Regions from separate parts of the Homo sapiens genome. Here region 2 is linked to region 1. Evidence: read pairs that join two places in POLR2A ChIA-PET (ENCODE). Cell type or tissue: A673. All regions are shown on one strand. Each heading gives the region's core, and the rest is flanking DNA. Links, peaks and the distances in the headings are about the cores only.

What was found. ChIA-PET counts read pairs that join two places held together with the same protein. Peaks named below come from ENCODE experiments on the same cell type or tissue, not always from the same donor. Only the 100,000 strongest peaks of a DNase experiment are listed, where the experiment ranks them.
Region 2: POLR2A ChIA-PET joins it to region 1 with 12 read pairs; 4 of 35 experiments call an interaction of 5 or more read pairs at or near these places.

Annotation. Positions count from the first base shown.
Region 1 is chrX:71,249,179-71,257,503 of GRCh38, forward strand. ZMYM3 (zinc finger MYM-type containing 3) reads right to left here and starts at 4,962. Exons shown (of 25, transcript NM_201599.3): 1 at 4,851-4,962; 2 at 3,411-4,096; 3 at 2,380-2,423; 4 at 2,000-2,066; 5 at 1,254-1,548; 6 at 848-1,025; 7 at 283-501. The coding sequence starts at 4,077. It overlaps LOC105373247 (a long non-coding RNA gene), which reads left to right and starts at 5,630. Exons shown (of 4, transcript XR_938434.2): 1 at 5,630-5,822. RefSeq lists silencers at 5,458-5,507, 5,528-5,577. In A673, for the core only: a CTCF peak has its summit at 4,288; DNase peaks (open chromatin) are centred at 4,273, 5,043, 5,553 and 6,113; H3K4me3 peaks cover 2,884 bases; H3K27ac peaks cover 3,042 bases.
Region 2 is chrX:71,314,701-71,323,025 of GRCh38, forward strand. It overlaps the pseudogene ZCRB1P1. Among named protein-coding and RNA genes, the nearest start is that of ITGB1BP2, 17 kb to the left of the region's middle. In A673, for the core only: no CTCF peak of the experiment used is centred there; no DNase peak of the experiment used is centred there.

The DNA of each region.
Region 1 (8,325 bases), core at 147-8,146:
TGGGGAAGGAGAGGCTGAGGCTGGATTTGTCCCTTCACTTTTATTTTTTAAATGTTTTAAACATGAAATATTTCAGGCATACAAAAAAAGTATAGATGATGATGTAACAAAGACCTGTGTATCCACCAGCCAGCTTCAAAAATAAAACATAACGGATACAATTGAAACCCCCTTTATTTGTTTTATTTCTCCCAGCCCTTGACCCATCAGCCACCTTTATTTATAACCCAAGAACCACACCCCCTTCCACAGCCCTCTAATGCACTACTCCCTCGGCCCCACCTTCTTGTACGCCCCCAAGCAGGTTGTGTTGCAGAACCGCTTTTGTTGGCCCTCGTGGAAGAGGAGCTCAGGGCCAGGACTCCCGGTCTTGGTGTAGATGTAAGCCCCACACTGGTCACAACAGTTGGTTTTCAGTCCCTTGTTGGCCCGGAATTTGGAGAAGCAAGAATCGCTGCAGAGCCGGTGTACCACGCTGCCATTGCTGACCTCGTGCAGGACCTGCCACACACATACACGCACCCTGAGCTAGGGCCTGGCCACCACCGCCCACCCCAATGCAAGGTCAGCCCCCCACCTCACCCTAGACCTTCACAGCAGACAGTGGGCCCAGGGACCCCCCAACCTGCGCCGCAGGCTGCCGACTTGATGGTGAGGTCCTGGGAGGTAAGGAAGGCCAGCTGTGCACATCCTGGAGAAGCTCTGTCCTTGAATACGCTCCCTCATGATGGCCGCCTTTCCTCCCCACTCCCCTTTCCACAGGGCCTGGACCCTGCAGCCCCAGGATGGGAGGGGCAGGTCAGGGCTGGCCAGGCTCTGTAAATCAGCCCCCACTGAGTGTCCTCACCTCTCCAGTCTTCTGGCATATGCTGCAGCGAGTAGCGTCGGCGGGATCCCCAGACTGGGGGATCGGGCGCTGCTGCTGGGCCTCATACAGGGAGAGACAGACGGATGTGCAGAACTCATGGAAGGAGCCTCCAGAACCAGTCTGCGCCACAACCGAGTCCTTGGTGTTCCAGATCTCCCTAGAGGTGGGAACAGGTTTGAATATTCACTCAAGACCACCCTCTCATTTCCTCAGCTTCCGCCCCTCCTCCAGGATCAATGACCACAGAGCCAAATACTCTGACTCTCTCCCTACATCACTCTCTCGCCCAGCTCCATCCTGCTAGGTTCTTACCAACAGTCTCTGTCTTACTCATACTCCTGCCCAGATCCCTGCCCTCTGCATAGCCCCCAAGACCCTCACGCACTTCTTGCAGAAGGTACAGGTCTTTTTGCCCGAGGGCTTCTTGGAGAAAGTGGTGAGGCAGGATGACGAGCAGAAGAGCTGAGGCAGCCCCTTGCGCTGATAGGCAGTCTGCCCCTTCTGCAGTGGTGTCCGGCAATGTGCACAAGTCATCTTGGTGCCCACTGCAGAGCGCCCGGCCCTTTGTGACACACTTGAGCGTAGGGACATGCGAGGAGAGCGCCGGGGCCGGAATGGCACAAAGTCCTCATCATTGGGGTCATCTACCATGGCATCAGAATCCTCATCTGACACTGGAACTGAGAAAGTGGGGGGATGGACATGAGAAAGGCCACCAAACCAGGTCTCCAACCATCCCCTGACCAACAGTTCAGTCCCTCTCCTGGGATCCCTGTTGTTCCGGCCTTTACACCCTGGCCCTTGTTACATCAGTATCTTAAGACCTTGGTGTCTCTCTCCCTTGGTTACTCTGTAACCTCCCAGGGAGGGAAAGGGAGAGGCTCTAAATGAGAAGATTCGGAGACAGAGATGGCATAGCTGAAACAGGAAACTCGCCATTCTCACTGCTCTTGTTTTCAATTTCCCCCACTGCCCCTGGTTCCCATGCCAACCCATAGCAGAGACAGGCACTTCATGCGCTTCATGGAGCAGGACGGCAGGAGCTAGAAGATCCATGCCCTGCCGCATGCCACTTTCGGACCTTTTCCACACCCAGAACTCCCAGGTCACACTTCCTCAAATCCTACTTACTGCTCTCAGTGGAATCTACAACCTCAGGTTTTGGAGGTTCTGCTCTCCTAACGCGCTCGCTTCTCTTCTGTACCTCGGAAAGATGGGAGGGGAGGAAAACTGACACCCTGGCCAGGCTAACACTAGTACAGGGTTTGGGGGGGGATAGAAGATGGGAGGGGGAAGGGAGAGTGGGGACCCTTGGCCCAGCCCTTAGGAGGAGGGAAGAAAAGGAGGTTGGACTTTCTCCCCAACAAGCAGTAGACACTAGTGCTCCCTCCCTCCTCCTAACTCTCCTTACACACACTCTCTACAGAACAACATCTGGGAGGGAAAATGAAGGGTCTGTCCTTCCCAGAGCTAAGGGGGAACCAGACTCCTTCCAATCCCCTCCCCCTCACCCGTTCAGGCGGCTTCTCACTCGCCTTCGCAGTCAGGCCATCTCCTGCAAAGGAAGCAGAAGGCAGCCTAAATGTTGAGCCTGCCCTCACCACCCTCTCCCCGGCCCAACCCCCGCCTCCATTCCTGGGGAAGAACTTACTCAAAACTGAAAGGGAAAACTCGAGTGCCTGTGGCTTCTTGGGGCCCCTCTCAGGGTTACCTCAGGCTCTGTACTAAGGGTGGGGGGGTGCACGTGCAGCTATTCCATGAAAAAAAAAAAATCTATCCTTCCCACCAGCTTTCTGTCCCAATCCTTGGGGGTTAAGGAAACACAGGTAATATACCTTTCATTAAGAATTTATATTTTACCAATGAAAAACACACACAACCACCCAAAGGTAGCAAAAGGAAAAGGAAGCATCAGTGTATGGGTAGCTTCCCCTGGATTCAGGTGGTTATATAAGCCCTAAGACCCTCGTCACAGCCTGATAGAGGCACACCACTAGGCAGAAGAGGGGAGACACTAGAGCCTCTCAAGTCAAGGTTGTCCCTCCCCTATCAGAGACGCAATCCTAGACCCTGCATTTCTATCGCTCTGCTGAAATCCTTATGCTGTTAGGGGCTCCAGAACCTAGTTACCATTCATCAAACCCAGAAATCCCACTCCCATCTAGAACCAAAAAGCTGTAAAGGTCTTAGAACCAAGAAGCCTGGTGTACTCCCCCAAATCCTGAAGGAAGGACTCTGGCACCAAAAGCCCACTGGGGTAGGAAAAAGGGAACCCTTCCCACCAAATTCACTCCTCCCAACCTACGCTCCCTGAAACCTTACCCCATTCCTCCCCCACAGCCTGTGCCCACCCCTACTTTCCTTAATCTTCCTCTACACACCACCCCACTCCTCCCTCGTAAACCCCAAGTCCTTCCCCACACACATCCCTACACTTATCTCTCCACCCTCCTCCTCCCCACTACTTCCCAAAGCACATAGCCACCCCTCCTTACCACCACCCTCTCCCAGCCCTGATTCTCCAGATAATTAGGCAACCTACCTGGCAAGGAAGGATGTGCAGGGGGGCTAGAGCCCCCAGGTTTGGTCTGAGAACTGTTGATTCCATCCCCCAGAGTCTCTCCCACTGAAGGGCTAGGCGGGGCATTTGGGCTCTGTGGCTGCCCTTGGGGAAGCTCCTCCTCCTGCCCAGGGGAGCCCCTTCTTGCAGTAGCTATGGAGGTGGTCTCCTCCTCTTCAATATGTGGGGACTGCAGTGTTATTGGAGAATCTGGAGCCAAAGGCTCTAGTAGCCCCTCAGGTGAACAGGAATTTGCCCCAGCCCCTGGATCAGGTGGTACCACCTCAGGGGTCTGGCCCCCTGGTCCAGGCTCTAGGGTCTGATCTCCTGCATCCCATGCCAGGGTTCCCTCAGGACCGTGGTCCACCTCCGGGGGAGAGGGGGCTTTATAGAGCAGCCCCCCCAGCCCCAGCAACTCAGTGGCTCCATCCAGGACTCCAGGGTCTTTTTCCAGGCCAGCAGGGGTATCAAGCAGGTCCAGGGCTCCCGAGGATGGAGAAGGGCCAGGGGGGGCCCATCCTCGAGTTGGGGCAGTCTGGGATTCCAGTAGATCCTCTCCAAATTCCATGTCTACTGGTAGGTCTCCAGCCAGGGGCTTCTCTGGCAGGGTCAATGGGTCAAATGGACTGGGGAAATCACTGGGGTCCATGAGTATGGCTGGATATGTACTGCAGATTAGGAGTAGAAGAGGGGGCAGTAGAGGTGGTCTTAGCCTGAATTCCTTCTTATATAGGCTCTGAGACACACCCCATCATCCACTTGGATTTCTCATGAGCAGCCCCCACCACCACAATCTACAAGCATTTCCGAAGGCTTTAGTCCTAATGACCACTCCCCCCAATACAGCGCCCCCAGTGGGGAGAGGCGTTCCCCGCCCTGGCCCCGTGCCCACACTGGCCAGGCAGTCGGTCGTTCTACCCGCCCACCCCCCTACTCGACTGCAACTCCCATTCCCTTCCCCCCTTACCTTTTACCCCCCGCAACTCAGGCTGAACGCCCCCTTAGAGTCTCCTAAGGCCGTCGCCACCAGGAGCCTTTCCCGCCCCCGCGATCTCAGTTTCTATTCCCTCCCCACTCTGCAGGAGCCCCCCAGCTCCCCAGTCTTTACCCACCCTGTCTGGCCCCACCCCCCCTCCCCGCGTTGCTAGGTCCTCCCTCGGCCCTTCCCCCGCCCCCACAAACTGCCCTTCGCAACCCCTTCCCCCCAGTTACCTTTCAGGTCGCCCACTTCCTCAGCCCCGTCCCCCTTTCCCATTGCTCCTCCAGTCCTCCCTTCTCCTGTTGCCCACCCCCAACCTCAGGCATTTACAGGAAGACATTTTGGAGCTACGATCTCTCCTTAGACCCCCCCACCACCGCCTCCCGGCTACTGCAAGATCCCGCTTGCAGGTTCGGTTCGGCTTGAGCAGGCCCGACCCCTACCTGCGGCAGGGTTAGTGCAAAGGCTACAAGCCTAGAACTGCAGACAGCGACGGCCCCGCGCTCCTTCTCTACCTCCCTCCCTAGCAGCCGGGACAGGGGTCGCGGCCCCTTTAAATGGCAGCGCCGCTCGCAGCGCCCAGCGCTCTGCACCAGGCGGGCGGGCGGTGCCAGCAACCAACCCCATTGGCTGGCTCGAGGAGGGGGCTCGCGAGACAGCGCCGGCCCCCGGCGCGAGACTCCCAGTCCAGTGGCCGCCTGGAAATTGCGGAGTGGAATGCAGCCACTAGAGACGGCGCCTGAGCCCCCGCCCGGGGCCCCGTTAGTTGAGAAGGAAAAGATAGCCTCTGGAGCTTTGAAGCCGGCCCCCCGGGAAAGGCGGCGTCCCCTTTCCACCCAAGGGCCGAGTGCGCTCACCCACAAAAAACACAGATCTACGCACCTGCTCCCCTTACCTGGCTCAAGAGTCTGGCCCCCGTCACACCCTGCTCGCCCTACCTCCTGGAGCCCACTCTACCCGTGATCCCCTCCTCTCATTCAAATGGTTCCCGGTCCCCTCCCCCTCCCCGTGTCTCTCTTAGCTTCCCACTCGTGTTCACCCCCTCGGCGTCCGCCCCCCTCAATAGTCCCTACCTACGCCATGCAGCAGGCGCCTGCCAAGATTACCCTCCCCCATCCCCACCTCTCCGGGTCCCGCCCCCTGGGCGACTGTTGGGGTAGTGAGTGACAGCGGAGGACGGGGGGAGGCAGGGACCCAGCCCTCACGTGCCCCTCCTTCCCTTGTCTGCAGCCACGGGGCCCCCAAAACAGTCTGAGAGTCAGAGTTATGGGGTATCTGAAGCTTGATCCCCAGCCACACAGGTCGGGTTAAATGGCTCTGGCTCAGTGGCAACGCCTGTGCAGTAACCGTTACTGCTTGATGACCCCCAAACCAGGTCCTGCAAAGCTACCCCCTACTCTCTCAACAGTCTTAGGGTAAGTTCTGGGATCTTCTCCCTGAGTCTTCCTGCAGGAGCTCCCTGTATTATCTATGGAGTTTTCCTCCCTCACCAGGGCTGATCTCTCTCTCTCTCTCTCTCTCTCTCTCTCTCTCTCTCTCTCTCTCTCTCTCTCTCTCTCTCTCTGTATCTCTCTCTCTCTTTCTCCTCCAGCCCCCTTTCTGTCCTTGTCTGTCTCTCTCTTCTCGCTCTCTCTCTCTCTCTCCCCCTATCTCTTTTTGTCTCCTTCTCTGCCTCTCTGCTTCTCGTGCGCACGAGCACGCAGGCGCGCTACACGCTCCCCCCTCCTGGATGGTCCTTAGCATGTGGGTGTGGCTGAGGTTAGGCTAGAGAAGTGGAGTAGGGGTAGGTGGCACTAGCGTTAAGCCTACTGCCTTTAAAAAATTGTGCCAGCATCCATTCTCAGTCCGCATTATATTAATAGTTAGAGCACTTTACAATCCCCGCTCCCCACTTCCCACCACAGCCCCTAAGGGCTGAGAGCATTTAGTAGCCGAACTACTAGAGGAGGCTCAGGCTGGAAGGAAGTCTCCTTAGGAACAGGAAGGTTTGGTATCCAGTGCCTATTCTAGCCTGCCTCGTTGACTTCTGGCCTCTCCTCCTGGCCACACAAAGCCTCTCCTGCTCTTGTAGTCCTCGGGAGTTTACCCTCCCTTTTCTCATTCCTTTTCCCAGAAACCTTATCCTTGCTAGCTCCCCACATGGCCTTGAGGTTATCTTTGCTCCCTCCTACATACAGAGATAAAAGCCAGAGTTTCTTACTTTTAGATTTCCCAAATCCAGCTTTCTCTTTGTCTTAACCAGCATTCTGTGTACCCATCTCCTACCTCCTGTTTATTTCTATTCCTGGACCTCCCCTTTGCATTTTCTGCTTGTTCCATCTCAGTTGAGCCACCTAGTTTTTTCTGTATTGCCTGCCTTCCTCAACATATACTTGAATCCTTGGCTGCTCTGCTTGTGGAGGTGCCTGGTCACTATCTTTCAAGTTGAGGGGAGCTGATCTAACGGGGTTAAGTGGTGTGTTATTAATTCTAGACGCAGTGTGGTGGCCTAAGAATGGGTTCTGGAGTCAGACCAGATTTCTAATATCAGTTCTGCCTACTTTTTAGCCAGGTGACTTTGGACAAGTGACTTGTCAAGTGAAGGGCCTTAGTTTTCTCCTCTTTAAAACAGATAAGGAAACAATCTAAATGCCCAATAATAGGGGATTTTGGTTATGCAACAGACGTAGTCATTAACAACCACATTTTAAGTCTGGCGCAGTGACTCACGCCTGTAATCCTGGCACTTTGGGATGCCAAGACGGTTGGATCCTTTGAGCCCGGGAGTTCCAAACCAGCCTGAGCAACATGGTGAAACCCCTTCTCTACAAAAAATACAAAAAATTAGCAAGGTGTGCTGGTGTGCACCTGTAGTCCCAGCTACTCAGGAGGCGGAGGTGTGAGGATCACTTGAGCTGGGAGGCAGAAATTGCAGCGAGCTCAGATGGCGCCACTGCACTCCAGCCCGGGGCGACAGACGAGGGCTCTGTCTCAAACCAAACAAAACAAAACCCCACATTAAAAAAACAAAAACAAAAAACAACTAATGGCAGACAGCACAGAGGATTTTTACGGTAGCGAAAATACTCTCATGATACTGTAATAGTGGATACTTGTAAGTATACATTTGTTCAAAGATACAGAATGTAAACACCAAGGGTGAACTAACTCTAATGTAAACCGCAGGCTTTGGTTAGTAATGATGTGTTAATGTAGGTTCATCGATTTTAACAAATTTACCACTCTGATAGGGATGTTGGTAGTCAGGGGAGCCGTGACTGCATGGGGGAAGGAGGTATATGGGACTCTCCGGACCTACCTGTCAGTTTTGCTGTGAAACTAAAATTGCTCTTAAAAAATAAAATCTTTATTTAAAAAAATTAAAACCCATAGAATGTACAACACCAAAAGGAAGCCCTTATGTAAACTATGGCCTTTGGTTGATAATGTGTCACTGTATATTCATCACTGCAAGAAATTTACCACTCTGGACAGGATGTTGATAGGGAGGCTGTGTCTGTGTGTGGAGAGGGGTACAAAGGACTCTTGATACTTTCAGCTCAATTTTGCAGTGATGCCAAAACTGCTCTAAAAAATAAAGTGGGCCTGGTGCAGTAACTCCTGTAATCCCAGCACTTTGGGAGTCAGGAGAATCGCTTGAACCCGGGAGGCGGAGGTTGTGGTAAGCTGAGACTGAGCCACTGCACTCCAGCCTGGGCCACAGAGCGAGACTTCATCTCTCAAATATATATATATATATGTTTTGTTTTGTTTTGTTTTGTTTTTGAGACGGAGTCTTGCTCTGTCGCCCAGGCTGGAGTGCAGTGGCCCAATCTCAGCTCACCGCAAGCTCCACCTCCCGGGTTCACGTCATTCTCCTGCCTCAGGCTCCCGAGTAGCTGGGACTACAGGCGCCCGCCACCACGCCCGGCTAATTTT
Region 2 (8,325 bases), core at 82-8,081, 65 kb after region 1:
TGCAGTGAGCCGGGGTCACACCACTGTACTCCAGCCTGGGGGACAGAGTGAGACTCCATCTCAAAAAAAAAAAAAGAGAAAATATATCATTTTTCTTGGGATGACAGTAATAGTATTAACATGATAGTATTCTTATTTTTATTAAAATTAGATCGTCAAGATTGTTACTAACAAATCTTGATTTTTATTACTGTGCTAGGGCAAGATTTTAATCACTAAGTTCTTCCTCATCACGGAAATATGTGCTGTTCTTTATCCTTGGGGGTCTTGACTCACCTGATGTTGAGGGGCCTCCTGAACTGGGTTTCCATTTTTTTTGTTCTTCAATTTTGGCTTGCTGGAATGCTATGGCCTGACTGAGGCTGTCAAGAGCAGGATTCTCCCCTTCATCTTCACTTTCTACTACTTCCTCAATTTCTTCTGGTTCAGGAGCTTTCTTTTTTTTTCTTTTTTTCTTTCTTCTTTGGAGGCTCACGTTCTCCAAGCATATTTTTCGGACAGGCATAACTTAAGTGTCCATTTTCCCCACATTCATAACACTTGGATTTATCAAAGTAGTTTCGCCTTCAGATGAACACAGCTGCTCTTCCATTGTCAATAGCAATGCTTCCTCTTTTTTTGTTTTTTGTTTTGTTTTGTTTTGTTTTTTTTGAGACGGAGTCTTGCTCTGTCGCCCAGGCTGGAGTGCAGTGGCATGATCTCCGCTCACTGCAACCTCTGCCTTCCAGGTTCAAGTGATTCTCCTGTCTCACCTCCCTAGTAGCTGGGATTACAGGCGTGCCACCACACCCAACTAGTTTTTGTATTTTTAGTAGAGATGGAGTCTCATCATGTTGGCCAGGCTGGTCTTGAACTCCTGGGCTCAAGTGATCCGTCCGCCTCGGCCTCCCAAAGTGCTGGGATTACAGGCCTGAGCCACCGCACCCAGCCAATGCTTGCTTTTATCACTCTACCAAATAACTGTTTGTTGTTTATTGCCCTGGTACAGTTTTGTTCAGTCTTTATCCAAAAATACAATAAATGCAACCCCTTTACTCTTCCTGATATCTTTATCTTTCATTATGGTAACCTTTACAACTTTGCCATAGTTGGAAAATATCCGGTACAAGTCATTGTCAGGGAAAAGGGCAAGCTGGATACATACACTGTGCTCTTACTTGGAGCCAATCCACCACTCATTTCTTCAGGTGTGACGGTCCTGGGAGACCAGAAGAGTGCGAGCCCTCGGCTCAGCTGGGGCTCAACCCCGACTCTTCATAGCTGCTCGCAGCGGCCTTGGCATCACGAGTCCTGGGACTCATTTTTACACTCCTCCTTTTCTTCCTGGCCATTCAGTGATTCAGTTCCTTAGGACTCAGTCCTAGGATTGCACTCTTCTCATATAACTCTTCCAGACACCCTCAGTTATGTACATGACTTCAAATATCACCCCCATGCAGATGACTCACATTTTAATCTCTAGGCCATATCATTCCACTGAGGCTCAAATCCAGTAAGCATGTGTTTGCTATTATTATTACTGCTGCTACTATTCTTTTTCTTCACTGGAAGTTTTTTACCTCAGCATGTTAGGAAAGTTAGATGATTTTTTTATGGAAGGGGTGCGGACACATCTCCAATATCCAATTTTATAATGTTTCATTAAGAAAATAGGATTTTCGTGACAGGTTTTACACCTCTATAAAGTGATAGCATATTTACCACACAATTGCATCAGCTTCAGGATTAAGGGAGACTGTATTCACCTGATGAGGGAGTACAGTATTTTGTATAGAATGCCACTGTGCTAGGCACTTCTACCCACATTATTTTATTTAATCCTCACACTTGCTCTGTGAGGTAGGTATTATTATCACAACTTCTTATAGATGAGGAAACTAGGGAACAAAATAGAAAATAGCTTGCCTGGGATCATACAGCTACTGAAGAGCTGTCCTAGAGTCATTTGAAAACATCTACAACCTAAAAACCTAAAAGGGATCTTGGAAGAGGATCTTGATATGATGACCCTCTAGCCTAGCAGAGTCCCTTTGACAAGACTAACTGGGGAACAGGGAGGCTCTTGGTTGATCAGTGATATCTTACATTGATGTAAGGCTTTTCCAAATAACTTTTACATCTCTGATCACCTGCTCTCTAACCTCACTGAGATGCCTAGGTACTCTACCTCTCAATTCATCCAGATGAAGTAATTATCTCCCAGTTATAGTAGTTTTCTCTCCTACACTCCATGAACTGCCACTCCAATGTTACTGTCTCTGAGACCTCTGCCTCCATTATCCTCTTTCTTCCTTTCTGCTCCCAAAGTCCCAGAAACTGCTAGAGGGAGAACGAAGTAGACAAATATAAATTCATGCTGTCCAATTTCAACTTGGCCCTTGCAGCTGCTCAGCAACCCTTTTATTTGTCTCATACATTCCCTGGCACTCTCCCACAGAGGCTGTTCCAGACCTTCCTCTTCTTAAATTCCAACTCCTCCTGTTCCACTCCTTCAGACTAATCTGTGCACTTTCATCAGATGCTTGAGAATTCAATAACATTGTTTTAAAACTTTTTAATAAAGAATTTATAACATGTATAAAAGTAGACAGACTAGTATAATGAAAGTATTTCAGTATATATCTCTAAAAAGTAAGAATTATTTTTTAAAAAATCATATTAGCACACATAAACAATAATTCCTTCATATCAGATACCAAGAAGATACCTTCATATCATCAAATACCAAGTATTTTTATATATATATATATATATATATATATATTTTTTTTTTTTTTTGAGACGGAGTCCCACTGTATCACCCAGGCTGGAGCTCACTGCAACCTCCACCTCCCGGGTTCAAGCCATTCTCCTGCCTCAGCCTCCCAAGTAGCTGGGATTACAGGTGCCCACCACCACGCCCAGCTACTTTTTGTATTTTTAGTAGAGACGGAGTTTCACCACGTTGGCTAGGCTGGTCTCGAACTCCTGACCTCAGGTGATCCACCCGCCTCGGCCTCTCAAAGTGCTGGGATTACAGGCATGAGCCACCACGCCCATTCTCTCTCTCTCTCTATATGTGTATATATATGTGTATGTGTATATATATGTGTGTGTATGTATATATATGTGTGTGTGTGAGTGTGTGTGTGTATATATATATATATATTTAGACAGAGTTTCGCTCTTGTCTCCCAGACTGGAGTGCAGTGGCACAATCTCGGCTTACTGCAACTGCCGCCTCCTGGGGTCAAGCGATTCTCCTGCCTCAGCCTCCCAAGTAGCTGGGATTACAGGCGCCCGTCAGCATGCCCAGCTAACTTTTGTATTTTTAGTAGAGACGAGGTTTCACCATGTTGGCCAGGCTGGTCTCAAACTCATGACCTCACGTGAGCCACCACGCCCAGCATTTTTTTTCTTTTTTTTTTTTTTTATACAGAGCCTCACTCTGTCACCCAGGCTGGAGTGCACTAGCATGGTCTCTGCTTACTGCAACCTCCACCTCCCGTGTTCAAGTGATTCTCGTGCCTCAGCCTCCCAAGTAGCTGGGACTACAGGTGCACACCCCCACATCCAGCTAATTTTTTTTTTTTTGACACTGAGTATCGCTCTGTCGCCCAGTCTGGAGTACAGTGGCAGAATCTCATCTCACTGCAACCTTCGCCTCCCGGGTTCAAGCAATTCGCCTGCCTCAGCCTCCTGAGTAGCTGGGATTATAGACGGGTGCCACCACGCCCAGCTAATTTTTGTATTTTTAGAAAGACGGGGTTTCATCATGTTGGCCAGGCTGGTCTTGAACTCCTGACCTCAAATGATCTGCCTGCCTCGGCCTCCAAAAGTGCTGGGATTACTGGCATAAGCCAGCATGCCCAATTTTTGTATTTTTAGTAGAGACGGGGATTCACCATGTTAGTCAGGCTGGTCTCAAACTCATGACCTCAAGTGATCCGCCCACCTTGGCCTCCCAAAGTGCTGGGATTACAGGTGTGAGCCACCATGCCCAGCACAGGAACCCTTAATTTAAAAGTGACATATACTGGGGCTGGGCGCAGTGGCTCAGGTCTGTAATCCCAGCACTTTGGGAGGCCCAGGCGGGCAGATCACTTGAGGTCAGGAGTTCAAGACCAGCCCAACCAACATGGTGAAACACTGTCTCCACTAAAATCACAAAAATTAGCTGGGTGTGGTGGTGGGCGCCTGTAGTTCCAGCTACTTGGGAGCCTGAGGCAGGAGAATCGCTTGAACCCAGGGTGGGGGGGCATGGGGGGAGGTTGCAGTGAGCCGATATCATACCACTGCACTCCAGCCTGGGTGACAGAGTGAGATCTCCCTCTGAAAAAAAATAAAAATTAAAATTAAAAATTAAAGGTTATCTTTATCTCATTTTTTCCTTGCAATGTTTTCATTGAAGGAATTGGATTATTTTTCAGTAGAGTTTCACACAATCTGGGTTTTGCTGATTGCAATTTTGTCACATAATTTGTTTCCTTGACCTGTATGTTGTATATATTGATATAAAATCAATAACATCTTGGCTGGACGCGGTGGCTCACACCTGTAATCCCAGCACTTTGGGAGGCTGAGGCGGGCGGATCACAACATCAGGAGTTCCATACCAGCCTGGCCAATATGGTGAAACCCCATCTCTACAAAAAAATACAAAAATTAGCCGGGCGTGGTGGCGGGCACCTATAGTCCCAGCTACTCGGGAGGCTGAGGCAGGAGAATCACTTGAACCTGGAAGGCAGAGGTTGCAGTGAGCTGCACTCCAGCCTGGGCCGTAGAGTAAGACTCCCTCTCAAAAAAAAAAAAAAAAAATCAATAACATCTTTTTTTTTTTTTTTTTTTTTTGAGACAGAGCCTGGAGTAGAGTGGCACAATCTCGGCTAACTGCAACCTCTGCCTCCCAGGTTCAAGCGATTCTCCTGCCTCAGCCTCCCAAGTAGCTGGGACTGCAGGCGCCCGCCACCACACCCGGCTAATTTTTGTATTTTTAGTAGAGACGGGGTTTCACCATGTTGGCCAGGCTTGTCTCAAACTCCTGACCTCAAGTGATCCGCCCGCCTCGGCCTCCCAAAGTGTTGGGATTATTGGCGTAAGCCACCGTGCCTGGCCTACATTGCGTCTTTTATATTAATTGTCCCAGGTTTTTTTGTTTTTTTTTTTTTTGAGATGGAGTTTCGCTCTTGTTGCCCAGGCTGGAGTGTGGTAGAAAAATCTCAGCTCACTACAACCTCCGCCTTCCCTTTTCAAACGATTCTCCTGCCTCAGCCTCCCGAGTAGCTGGGATTACAGGTGCCCACTACCACGCCCGGCTAATTTTTGCATTTTTAGTAGATACTGGGTTTCACCATGTTGGCCAGACTGGTCTCAAACTCCTGACCGTGTGATCCCCCACCTCAAGCCCTCAAAGTGATGAGATTACAGGCATGACCTACTGCTTCTGGCCTCATTGTCCTGTTTTTAATGGTGACCAAGGAAATGGAAGATGTCTGGCTTGGAAAGTGACTTAGGAAGGAGCTGGGACCTCTTTAATAAGACTGAAACACATGGTTGGCGTGAAAGCTTAATAAATAGTAACAAAGGTCCAGGCAAGATAGGATGGGTGAGGGGCCATGTAGTGTCATATTTCTACTCAGCTGGTATGTAGAACATGTCAGGCAGGGAAGCAATTGGGCTAAAGACAGAACTGGAAAAGGAGAAGTAGCAGTTGAGGAAGCAGCTGGGATTATTTCTCAGGGGATTACTCTAAACTATACCCTGTTTTCTAAATATATCTTATTAATTCCCACCTCTGTGCCTTTGTCCAGGATGTTTGTCCTGGTTGGAATATCATCTCCTTTCTCTTCACCTATCCAAATCCTACTTATCTTCTTTTTTTTTTTTTTTTTTGGAGACAGAGTCTAGCTCTGTCGCCCAGGCTGGAGTATAGTGGCGCAATCTCAGCTCACTGCAACCTCCACCTCCTGCATTCAAGTGATTCTCTGTCTCAGCCTCCCGAGTAACTGAGATTACAGGTGTGTGCCACCACGCCCAGCTAATTTTTTGTCTTTTTAGTAGAGATGGGGTTTCACCATGTTGGCCAGGCTGGTCTCGAACTCCTGACCTCAAGTGATCCACCCACCTCGGCCTCCCAAAGTGTTGGAATTACAGGCGTGAGCCACCGTGCCCGGCTTTTTTTTTTTTTTTTTTTTTTTTGAGACAGAGAGTCTGCTCTGTCATCCAGGCTGGAGTGCAGTGGCGTGACCATGGCTCACCACAGCCTCAACCTCCTGGGCTCAAGTGATCCTCCCATCTCAGCCTCTTGGGTACCTGGTACTACAGGCATGCACCACCATGCCCAACTAATTTTTAAATTTTTTGTAGAGACAAGGTCTTACTATGTTGTCCACGCTGGTCTCAAACTCCTAGACTCAAGCGATTCTCCCATCTTAGCCTCCCAAAGTGCTGGGATTACAGGCTAGAGCCACTCCACCTGGCCTCCAAATCCTACTTATCTGTTGTAAAATTTATTTTTGTAATTTTTTTTTGAGATAGGATCTTCCTCTGTTGCCCAAGCTGGAGGGTAATGGTAGGATCATGGCTCACTGCAACCTCGACCTCCTGGACTCAAGTGATCCTCTCAGCTCAGCCTCCCAAGTAGCTGGGACCACAGGCTTGTGCCACCAGGCCTGGCTAATTTTTAATTTTTTTTTTTTTTTTTTTTGAGGCGGAATCTTGCTCTGTCACCCAGGCTGGAGTGCAGTGGCACGATCTCAGCTCACTGGAAGCTCTGCCTCCCGGGTTCAAGCAATTCTCCTGCCTCAGCCTCCCCAGTAGCTGGGACTACAGGCGCCCGCCACCACGCCCGACTAATTTTTTTGTATTTTTAGTAGAGACAGAGTTTCACCATGTTAGCCAGGATGTCTCAATCTCCTGACCTCGCGATCCACCTGCCTGGGCCTCCAAAAGTGCTGGGATTACAGATGTGAGCCACCACGCCCGGCCTAATTTTTAATTTTTATAGAGACGTGGTCTTGCCATGTTGTCCAGGCTTATCTTGAACTCCTGAGCTCAAGTGATCCTCCCACCTTGGCTTCCCAAAGTGCTGGAATTACAGGTTTGAGCCACCACACCCGCCCAATCCTACTTATCTTTAACAGGCAGTGCAAATTCCTTCTTTTCCATATTTTTGCTTATAGAGTCATAAAATATCTCTGGAAAGATAAATAAGAGATAAATAACATTTATTGCTTTCCCAGGAATGGAACTGGATGTCTAGAGGATTGAGCTGGGAGGGAGAAAGATACTGATTTGTTGCAGGAGGGATAGTTAATGTAATGAAACTGTCTAATATGAAGTTTTTAGAAGTAGAAGGAGGGAGACTGGAATTTGTAGTTTGAAGAGAAAGAGGAAGGTCTGGAACAGCCTCTGTGGGAGAGTGCCAGGGAATGTATGAGACAAATAAAAGGGTTGCTGAGCAGCTGCAAGGGCCAAGTTGAAATTGGACAGCATGAATTTATATTTGTCTACTTCGTTCTCCCTCTAGCAGTTTCTGGGACTTTGGGAGCAGAAAGGAAGAAAGAGGATAATGGAGGCAGAGGTCTCAGAGACAGTAACATTGGAGTGGCAGTTCATGGAGTGTAGGAGAGAAAACTACTACAACTGGGAGATAATTACTTCATCTGGATGAATTGAGAGGTGGATTACCTAGGCATCTCAGTGAGGTTAGAGAGCAGGTGATCAGAGATGCAAAAGTTATTTGGGGCCCAGTGTGGTGGTTCACACCTATAATCCCAGCACTTTGGGAGGCTGAAGCAGGCAGATCACCTGAGGTCAGGAGTTCAAAAACAGCCTGGCCAACATGGCAAAACCTCGTCTCTACTAAAAATACAAAAATTAGCCAGACGTGGTGGCATGCACCTGTGGTTCCAGCTACTCGGGAGGCTGAGGCAGGAGAATCACTTGAACCCAGGACGTGGAGGTTGCAGTGAGCCACGATCATTGCACCACTGCACTCCAGCCTGGGCAACAGAGTGAGACTCCGTCTCAATAAATAAATAAATAAATAAAAGTTATTTGGAAAAGGCTTATATCAATGTAAGATATCTCGGGATAGCCTGGGAGTCTCGCTCTGTCTCCCAGGCAGGATTGTGGTAGCATGACATCAGCTCACTGCAGTCTCTACTCCCGGGCTCAAGCAATTCTCCTGCCTCAGCCTCCCGAATAGCTGGAACTACAGGCATGTGCCACCATGACTGGCTAATTTTTGTATTTTTTAGTAGAGATGGGGTTTCCCCATGTTGGCCAGGCTGGTCTTGAACTCCTGACCTCAGGTGATCCACCTACCTCAGTCTCCCAAAGTGC